Regions from separate parts of the Homo sapiens genome. Here region 2 is linked to region 1. Evidence: read pairs that join two places in POLR2A ChIA-PET (ENCODE). Cell type or tissue: A673. All regions are shown on one strand. Links, peaks and the distances in the headings refer to the core of each region. The heading gives the core; the rest is flanking DNA.

Region 1 (5,376 bases), core at 128-5,127:
TCTTGCTCTGTCGCCCAGGCTGGAGTGCAGTGGCGCAATCTCAGCTCACTGTAACCTCCACCTTCGGGGTTCAAGCAATTCTCCTGCCTCAGCCTCCTGAGTAGCTGGGATTACAGGCACGCGCCACCACGCCCGGCTAATTTTTGTACTTTTAGTAGAGACGGGGTTTCATCATGTTGATCAGGCTGGTTTTGAACTCCTGACCTCATGATCTGCCCACCTCAGCCTCCCAAAGTGTTGGGATTACAGGCGTAAGCCACGATGCCTGGCCACAGTTTTTTTTTTAATTACAGGGTCTCGCTATGTTGCCCAGGCTGTAGTGCAGTGGCTATTCACAGGCATGATCCCACCACCGATCAGCACAGGAGTTCTGACCTGCTCCGTTTCTGACCTGGGCCAGTTCACCCCTCCTTAGGCAACCTGGTGGCCCCCCACTCCCTGGAGGTCACCATCTTGATGCCGAACTTAGCGCAAACACCCGATTGGCATAGTGCACTGCAGCCCAGAACTCTGGGGCTCAAGCGATCCTTGCACCTCAGCCTCCCAAGTAGCTGGGACTACAGGCACACGCCACTGTGCCTGGCAAAAAAAAAAATTTTTTAATTAGCCAGATGTGCAGGCACGTGCCTGTGGTCCCAGCTAAGTGGGAGGCTGAGGTGGGAGAATGGTTTGAGCCCAGGAGGTTGAGGCTGCAGTGAGCTGTGATCATGCCACTGTACTCCAACCTGGGTGACAGAGTAAGACACTGTCTCAAAAACAAAAAAAGAAAAAAAAAATGAGAGTTTTGGCTGGGTACGGTGGCTCAAGCCTGTAATCCCAGCACTTTGCGAGGCCAAGGCGGGTGGATTATCTGAGGTCAGGAGTTCAAGATCAGCATGGCTAGCATGGTGAAACCCCGTCTCTACTAAAACTACAAAAATTTGTCCGGCGTGGTGACAGGCACCTGTAATCTCAGCTACTTGGGAGGCTGAGGCAGGAAAATCGCTTGAGCCCAGGAGGCAGAGGTTGCAGTGAGCCGAGAGTGCACCACTGCATTCCAGCCTGGGCAACAGAGCAAGACTTAAAAAAAAAAAAGACTTTACTTTTTATAAACTCTGCTGATGAACTGTGCAAATACAAAAGGGGGGTGGCATATGCATATCCACTTATGTGATTTCAAATTATTTCTGGAAAAATACATGAGAAACTAGTAACTATGGTTCCTTCTAGAGAGGCAACTAGAAGGCAGGCAGGGTGGGGAAATTTCATAATTTCCCTTTTTGAAAATTGCTGTCTAGTCTATTTAGAAAGAAAAAAAGAAAACTGCTCTGACTTATTATGTGTGAATCTTAAAAGGATATATATATAGGCCAGGGTTAATGGCTCATGCCTATAATCCCAGCACTGGCAGGCTGAGGTGGGCAGATCACTTGAAGGCAGGAGCTTGTGACCAGCCTGGCCAACATAGCGAAATCCCATCACTACTAAAAATACAAAAAAATTAGCTGGGTGTGGTGGAGCATGCCTGTAATCCCAGCTACTCGGGAGGCTGAGGTAGGAGAAACATTTGAACCTGAGAGGAGGAGATTGCAGTGAGCTGAGATCATGCCACTGTACTCCAGCCTGGGCAACACAGCGAGACTCTGTCTCAAAAAATAATACTAAAAACCAATAAAATTGGATCCCTACATCACACCATAGAGAGTACATTTTGACCTTGAGTAAGGAAGGATTTCTTAAGAATTGTAAAACACGGGCCGGGCACGGTGGCTCACGCTTGTAATCCCAGCACTTTGGGAGGCCGAGGTGAGTGGATCACGAGATCAGGAGATCAAGACCATCCTGGCTAACACAGTGAAACCCCGTCTCTACTTAAAAAAAAAAAAAAAAAAAAAAAAAAAAAATTAGCCAGGCTTGGTGGCACACACCTGTAGTCCCAGCTACTCGGGAGGCTGAGGTTGCAGTGGGCAGAGATCGCGCCACTGCACTCCAGCCTGAGGGACAGAGTAAGACTCCATCTCAAAAAGAAAAAGAATTGTAAAGCACAACCATAAAGAAAAAGATTCAACTATATTAAAATTAAGACCCTCTGTTAACCAAAAGATACCACAGAGAATGACAAGCCATAAACTGGAAGAAGATATTGCCAACTCATGTTCGAAATTGTATCTAGAATATACAAAGAATGACTATGAATTAATGAGAACAAGATAATCCAATAGAAAAGTAGGCAAAACAACAGGAATTTCAGAGAAGAGGAAATCATTCCTCTGCAAAATCGTTACTAAATATATAAAATATTGTTCAATATTATTACAAAACAGGAAAATCTAAATTACAGTAACTATGTCATCTCACACACAGTGTATTGGAGAAAATTAAAGATTGATAATACCCAGTTAGTGAGGAAATGGAACAAAGTGCTGCAGGTGAGCATGTTGATTTGTACATTATATATTTCTGTAAAAATAAAATACATAGCAGAAGCAGTTTGAAACAAAAAGTTAGAAAAAAAAGTCCATCAACAGAATAAAATGGATACCTTATATCCACGCAGATTCTTATATTGCAATGAAAACTGAATAAGGCACCCTACAAAACCCTTGACGAGTACTCCTCAAAACTGACAAAGTTAGTAAAAACAAGTGTGAGAAACTGATAGCCATGAGGAGCCTAAGGAGACATGATGACTATGTAATGTGGAATCTTAGATGAGATTCTGAAACAGAAAAAGGACATTAGGAAAAAAACTGAGTAAATCTGGGCCAGGTGTGGTGGCTTATGCCTGTAATCCCAACACTTTGGGAGGCCGAGACAGGTAGATCACCTGAGGTCAGGAGTTCGAGACCAGCCTGGCCAACACGGCAAAACCCTGACTCTACTATAAACACAAAACATTAACTGAAGGTGGTGGGGGGAGGCTGAGGCAGGAGAATCACTTGAACCCAGGAGGTAGAGGTTGCAGTGAGCCGAGATCACACCACTGCACTCCAGCCTGAGTGACAGAGCGAGACTCCATCTCAAAAAAAAAAAAAAAAAAAGCAAATCTGAAAAACCATGGACTTTAGTTAATAATAATGTATCGGCTGGGCACAGTGGCTCATGCCTGTAATCCCAACACTTTGGGAGGCCCGAGGCAGGCGGATCACAAGGTGAGGAGTTCAAGACCAACCTGGCCAACAGGGTGAAACCCTGTCTCTACTAAAAATACAAAAAATTAGCTGGGCGTGGTGGCGGGCACTTATAATCCCAGCTACGTGGGAGGCTGAGGCAGAAGAATTGTTTGAACCCAGGAAGCGGAGCTTGCAGTGAGCCGAGATTGTGCCATTGCACTCCAGCCTGGGTGACGACAGGGCAAGACTCCATCTCAAAAAAAAAAAAAAAAAAAGTATCAATGTTGGCTCATTAATTGTGATAAATGTTCCATGGTACTGTAAGATATTAACAATAGGGGAAACTGTGTGTGTGGGGGGGAACACGTGGTTACTTTCTGTGCTATCCACCCAATTTTTCTGCAAATCTAAAACTGTTCTAAAAATAGTCTATTAAAAATACTCCAGGTTGGGCACAGTGGCTCACACCTATAATCCCATCACTTTGGGAAGCCAAGGCAAGCAGATTGGTTGAGCTCACGTGTTCGAGACCAGCCTGGGCAACATGTTAAACCCCATCTCTACAAAAAATACAAAACATTAGGCCAGGTGTGGTGGCTCATGCCTGTAATGCTAGTAATTTGGGAGGCTGAGATGGAGGACTGCTTGAGGCCAGGAGTTTGAAACCAGCCTGCTCAACTTAGTGAGACCCCATCTGTTACATTTTTTTTTTTTTAAGATGGAGTCTCGCTCTGTCACCCTGGCTGGAGTGCAGTGGCGCGATCTCGGCTCACTGCAAGCTCCGCCTCCTGGGTTCACGCCATTCTCCTGCCTCAGCCTCCTGAGTAGCTGGGATTACAGGCGCCCGCCACCACGCCCAGCTAATTTTTTTGTATTTTTAGTAGAGACGGGGTTTCACCATGTTAGCCAGGATGGTCTCGATCTCCTGACCTCGTGATCTGCCCGCCTTGGCCTCCCAAAGTGCTGGGATTACAGGCGTGAGTCACTGTGCCCAGCCTAGATTTTTTTTTTAATAAAAAGAAAAAAAAATTAGGGGCTGGGAGCGGTGGCTCACGCCTGTAATCCCAGCACTTTGGGAGGTTGAGGTGGGCAGATCACTTAAGACCAGGAGTTTGAGACCAGCCTGGCCAGCATGGTGAAACCCCATCTCTACTAACAATACAAAAATTAGCCTGGTGTGGTGGCATATGCCTGTGATCCCAGCTACTTGTGAGGTTGAGGCAGGAGAATCACTTGAACCCAGGAGGTGGCGTTTGCAGTGAGCCGAGATTGCCCTACTGTATTCCAGCCTGGGTGACAAAGCTAGACTCCATCTCATAAATAAATAAATAAATAAATAAATAAATAAATAAATGATAATCATGGAACAACATACAACATTCAAAGTTCAAAACAAGCAAATAAATAAATAATTGCCGGGCATGGTGGCTCATGCCTGTAATCCCAGCACTTTGGGAAGCCAAGGTGGGCGGATCATGAGGTCAGGAGTTTGAGACCAGCCTGGCCAACATTGTAGAACCCTGTCTCTACTAAAAATACAAAAAAGAAAAAAAATTAGCTGGGCATGGTGGTGCACACCTGTAATCCCAGCTACTTGGGAGGCTGAGGTGGAAGGATTGCTTGAACCCAGGAGGCAGAGGTTGCAGTGAGCCAAAATCACACCACTACACACTCCAACCTGGGTGGGAGACTGAGACTCTGGCTCAAAAAAAAAAAAAAAAAAAAAAAGGCTGGGCATGGTGGCTCATGCCTGTAATCCCAGTACTTTGGGAGGCCGAGGCGGGCGGATCACGAGGTCAGGAGATTGAGACCATCCTGGCTAACACGGTGAAACCCCATCTCTATGAAAAATACAAAAAATTAGCCAGGCGTGGTGGCGGGCGCCTGTAGTCCCAGCTACTCGGGAGGCTGAGGCAGGAGAATGGTGTGAACCCGGGAGGCGGAGCTTGCAGTGAGCCGAGATTGCGCCACTGCACTCCAGCCTGGGTGACAGAGCAAAACTCCATCTCAAAAAAAAAAAAAAAATTATCTGGCCATGGTGGGGTGGGTGCTTGTAATCCCAGCTACTTGGGAGACTGAGGCAGGAGAATTGCTTGAATCTGGGAGGCAGAGGTTGCAGCGAGCCAAGATCAAACCACCGTACTCCAGCCTGGGTGACAGAGCAAGATTCTGCCACAAAAGAAAAAAAAAAGTGTTGTTTAGGATAAAAATGTGGTAAAAATAAAAATGAAACAAGGGAACAATGGTATTATTTTACAGATAAGAAAAATGAGGTTGTTATTTA
Region 2 (5,376 bases), core at 69-5,068, 500 kb after region 1:
GGATACTATGGGCCCCTCAGAGAACATTTTCATCACTGCAGAACGTCCTATTAGAATGGGATCTACAAACTACAGCCAAATCTGGCTGGCTGCTGGTTTTTTGTAATTAAATCTCTATTGGCACACAGCCATGCCTGTTGGTTCACTTTTTGGCCGGTTTGCCAACTCCTGTCCTAGGACATTTTCCTTTCCTTTCTTTTTTTTTTTTTTTTTTTTGAGACAGGGTCTCACTGTGTGTCTCCCAGGCTGGAATGCAGTGGCACGATCTCAGCTCACTGCAACCTCTGCCACCTGGGCTCAAGCAATCCTCCCACCTCAGCTACTTTTAATATTTTCTGTAGAGACAGGGCCTCACTATGTTGTCCAGGCTGGTCGCAAACTCCTGAGTTCAAGCAATCCTTCTGCCTCGGCCTCCCAAAGTGCTGATGTTACAGGAGTGAGCCACTGCGCCAGGCCTGTAGAACATTCTTTTTTGTTTGTTTGTTTTTGTATTGTTGAGATGGAGTCTTGCTCTGTCTCCCAGGCTGGAGTGCAGTGGCGCGATCGCAACTCACTGCAACCTCCGCCTCCCGGGTTCAAGCAATTCTCTGCCTCAGCCTCCAGAGTAGCTAGGATTACAGGCGCCCACCACCCCCCCCGGCTAATTTTTTGTATTTTTACTAGAGATGGGGTTTCACCATCTTAGCCAGGCTGGTCTCGAACTCCTGACCTCATGATCCACTGGCCTCGGCCTCCTAAAGTGCTGGGATTACAGGCATAAGCCACTGCGCCGGGCCTGTAGAACATTCTTTACTGTTCTATAGCAGTGTGTCCAAAACTTTTGAAGCATCTGGACACTCGATCCTGTAATAAAGCAGATTCTGATCCAATTGGTCTCAGGTTGGGCACCTGAGATTCTGCATTTCTCCAAGTTTCCAAAGGACATTCATGCTACTGATCCGCAAACCACATTGGGGAGTGGGTGTCAGTCTCCAGACTGCCAGAAACTCAGCCTCTGTGCCATCTCCCCTTGTTCCATTGTGCAGTCTTTCAAGCTCCCTTTGCTCTTTTCCAAATCCCCCTGTTTTCCCACATCCCGGTAGACATTTCCTCATTAGCACCACAAGGAGAGAAACTGGTGGAGCTTAGAGGCTATTATGCATCCCTGTGTTGATGCAAACTTGAAAAATCCTGCCTGGCCAGGCACGGTGGCTCATGTCTGTAATCTCAGCACTTTGGGAGGCCGAGGCAGGTGGATCACATGAGGCCAGTAGTTCGAGACCAGCCTGGCCAACATGGCGAAACCCGTCTCTACTAAAAATACAAAAAGTAACTGGGCATGGTGGCTTGTGGCTGTAGTCCCAGCTACTCAGGAGGCTGAAGCAGGAGAATCGCTTGAACCTGGAAAGTGGAGGTTGCAGTGAGCCGAGATCATGCCACTGCACTCCAGCCTGGGCAACAGAGTGAGACTCTGTCTCAAAATATAAAATAAAATAAAATAAAATAAAATAAAATAAAATAAAATAAAATAAAAAATAAAATAAATAAAATAAAATCCTGCCTGATGGTTTGCTCCTCATTACTGGAGATAATTGGCGGTAAAGTCTGGAAAGATGGTCTGCAGAATCAGACAGGTGCCAGGGAGTTGCTGGCAAAGGAGAACGTGGGGGTTTCCTCCATGTCTGAGTAATGGGTTTTGACAGGCACAGCTGCAAATTGTTACCTAGAGAAAATACCCACCTCAGAGAAGGCAGGGCAGCAGGAAATCATGGTGAACCAGGTCTCAGGTGATCAGGCTTCCAGACCTGGATCTGAGACCATGGACACGTCCCTTTTGCCTGCTTGCTCAGGTGGGAAATTCCTCTCTCCCGGTCTCCTTGCAGGGCTGATGTGCCTGGAGTGCTCCGTCAAGTTAAACTTAGGGGTTTGGGGTTAATCATGGGCTGCTTTTCCAACAGCAAGGAGATCAAGACCCTGAAGACAGAGCAGGATGAGATCACCCTACTGTTGAGTCTCATGAAATCCTCGAGGAACATGAATCGGAGTGAGAAGAACTACATGGAGCTGCGACTCCTGCTCCAAACTAAGGAGGACTATGAGGCATTGATTAAATCCCTGAAAGTGCTGTTGGCTGAACTGGATGAGAAGGTGTGGTCTTTCTCTTAAAGGGTTAACCAGAACACAGAGCAAAGGGGAGGAGTTGGGGTGCATATTCGTGATGCCTTAGGCCAGACCTGACACCCCTGTATCACAGTATCTCCTCTGGACAGCCCGCTAAATGTGACTGCTGCTATCGTCTCGCTACCCTTGAGACCTCTGGGCTCCAGTATCCAGGCTCAGCCATACCAATCCATCCCTCCGCCGTGCTCCCCAGTGCCACCTGCTGCACCGTGAATAAACCCCCACAGCTGCACCCTATCAGTTAGGAGAGGCTTGGTTATGCTGCAGGAATAAATGCCACCCCCTCACGCATTCTTAGTGGTTTAAAACTTTAAGGTTTCTTCCTTGTTGATGACACGTAACTGTTGTGGGTTGGCTAAGAGCCCTTATATCTTCTCACACTGGGACTAGGCTGAAGGAATAGCCACCATCTTGAACATTGCCAGGTATTATGGGAAAGAAAGAGTTCTAGAGGGTTTCATGCTGGCCATTGAATATTCCAGTCTGGAAGTGAAACATGTCACTTCTTTTTTTTTTTTGAAAGAGTCTTGCTCTCTTGCCCAGGCTGGAATGCAGTGGTGCAATCTTGGCTCACTGCAACCTCTGCTTCCTGGGTTCAAGTGATTCTCATGCCTCAGCCACCTGAGTAGCTGGGATTACAGGCGTGCACCACCATGCTGGCTAATTTTTGTATTTTTAGTAGAGACAGGGTTTCACCATGTTGGCCAGGCTGGTCTCAAACTCCTGATGTCAAATGATCTTCCCGCCTCGGCCTCCCAAAATGCTGAGATTACGGGCGTGAGCCACCGTGCCTGGCTGAAACACGTCACTTCTGCTCATGACCCAGGGGCTCAAAATAGTCGTGTTTTCTGATTATGGTAACAAAAAAAAAAAGAAAAGAAAAAGCAAGAGAAAATAGTCATGTACGTGATCCTACCCATCCACAAAGGGGTCCGGGAAGGGCCACCCTCTCATTATCTGGAAGGCAAAGAGCTGGAAGTATTTGCAGGACAACATTAATGGTCATGCCCCTTACCCTGGCTTGAAAGGCCCTGCGTGATCTAGCCCCTGCCTACCCCTTGGCCCACCTCAGGGCCTTTGCTTATGCTCCCCCACTCCCACCCCTTCCCCCACTCCCGCTTGTCCTTCAGGTCTCAACTTAAATGTGACTTTCTCAGGGAGGCCTTTTCTGTGCCCCCTCTCCAGGTTATACCTCCCTGTGTCAGTCAGGTTCTGGCTGGAACCCAGAGCACCCCCAGCAGGGTACTTTGAGAAGAGTTTAATGCAGGAACCATTTACAAGGGTGTGGGCATGAGCATGAGTAGGGACATTGAAACACTAGGGTTCGCAACAGCGGGGGAGGGGGCAGTGGTCTGGAACTTGGAGAGCCTGGGGCAAGCCAGGGGCAATGGCTCCCCTTTCTTCCAACCCTCTGATCCTCAGTGCAAGGGAGCCCCTCAGCGATGCAGCCAGGTCAGCCTGTTGGGGCACAGAGCAGTGGGTCTGGGGGGCAAGTGGGGGATCCCATGGCTCCCCACAGTACCCCCTTCATAGCTCTTCCCACCATTGTCATTATGCCTTATTCTGGTGTTTAACGGCTCCCTAAGCAGCCTGACAGCTTCACAAGGGCAAGGACCACATCCATTTTGTTCTCTACAGTGCCACCCCTGCCCGCAACCCCGTGCCTGTCCCAGTGTCCCGCACACAGTAGATCCTCAGTAAACATTTACTATTTCTATTATAGTATTAATTAATTGCTATAAAGAAACGGCTGAAACAGGTAGTTTATTTATTTTTAAATATTTATTTATTTATTTTTGAGACAGAGTTTCACTCCTGTCGCCCAGGCTGGAGTGTAGCGGCATGATCTTGGTTCACTGCAGCCTCTGCCTCCCAGGCTCAACCAATTCTCCTGCTTCAGTCTCCCGTGTAGCTGGGATTACAGGCAGGCACCCCCACGCCCACCTAATTTTGTAATTTTAGTACAGACGGGGTTTCACCATGTTGCCCAGGCTGGTCTCGAACTCCTGACCTCAGGTGATCCACCCACCTCGGCCTCCCAAAGTGCTGGGATGACAGGCGTGAGCCGCGGCATGCAGCCAAGACAGGAAGTTTTTAAAGAAAAGAGGTTTAATTGGCTTACAGTTCTGCAGGCTATACAGGAAGCATAGCAGCTTCTGCTTCTGGGGAGGCCTCAGGAAACTTATAAATCATGGTGGAAGGCAAAGGGGGAGCAGGCACGTCACATGGCCAGAGCAGGAAGAAGAGAGAGACGGGGGAGGCGCCACACACTTTTAAACAACCAGATCTCATGAGATTTCACTATCGCCAAGACAATACCAAGGGGGATGGTGCCAAACCATTCATGAAAAACCACCCCCCACCATCCCATTGTCTCCCCCAGGTCCCTCCTCCAACACTGAGGATTACCATTCAACATGAGATTAGGGAGGGACACAGAGCCAAACCAGATCACTACTGAATGAATCTGGAAATCTCTTCACATCTTTTGTCTGCTTCAAACCCTTCAGAAAGTTCCTGTTGTTCTTTCCATAAAGGCCCAACTCCCCAGTGGGGCTGCATCAGCTCTGCCTGCCTCTCTCACCTCCTCCCCTGCCCCCACCTGCTCTGTGTTCCACCCACTGAGGCCTTCTTCGTGTCCTTTAAGCCCACAGTACTGTCCCTCACTTCCAGGACTTTGCGTGTGCTATTCCCTCTGCCTGGAGTGCCTTTCCCTGTCCTCTTTGCTTGGAGACCTCCTATTTATCACTTAGGTCTCAGCTCAAATGCTCTTTTTTTTTTGAAACGGAGTCCCACTCTGTCACCCAGGCTGGAGTGCAGTGGTGCGATCTCGGCTCACTGCAACCTCCACCTCCTGGGTTCAAGCGATTCTCCTGCCTCAGCCTCCAGGGTAGTTGGGACTATAGGTGCCTGGCTAATTTTTTTTTTTTTTTTTGTACTTTTAGTAGAGATGGGATTTCACTGTGTTGGCCAGGCTGGTCTCGAGCTCCTGACCTCAAGTGATCTGCCCTCTTCCGCCTCTGAAGTGCTGGGATTACAGGTGTGAGCCACTGTGCCCGGCCTCAAATGCTACTTCTGCTGGGACATCATCCCTTCATCTTTCCCCACTAGATGTCCCTACTGTGCGTGCCCGAAATACCTTGTGTCTCCTGTCCCCTAGGGCTTGACGCCCCCTTCGTGGCTTGTTTCCAGTCCTAGATTGTAAGTTCTCAGAGG

What was found. Peaks named below come from ENCODE experiments on the same cell type or tissue, not always from the same donor. Only the 100,000 strongest peaks of a DNase experiment are listed, where the experiment ranks them.
Region 2: POLR2A ChIA-PET joins it to region 1 with 7 read pairs; 2 of 35 experiments call an interaction of 5 or more read pairs at or near these places.

The regions. Positions count from the first base shown.
Region 1 is chr12:110,360,163-110,365,538 of GRCh38, forward strand. It overlaps the pseudogene RN7SL769P. Among named protein-coding and RNA genes, the nearest start is that of ANAPC7, 41 kb to the right of the region's middle. In A673, for the core only: no CTCF peak of the experiment used is centred there; no DNase peak of the experiment used is centred there.
Region 2 is chr12:110,856,649-110,862,024 of GRCh38, forward strand. It overlaps CCDC63 (coiled-coil domain containing 63), which reads left to right. Exons shown (of 12, transcript NM_152591.3): 4 at 1,938-2,127. Among named protein-coding and RNA genes, the nearest start is that of CCDC63, 12 kb to the left of the region's middle. RefSeq lists an enhancer at 3,647-4,147. In A673, for the core only: a CTCF peak has its summit at 2,380 (motif pointing left); DNase peaks (open chromatin) are centred at 113, 2,423 and 4,433; H3K27ac peaks cover 3,508 bases.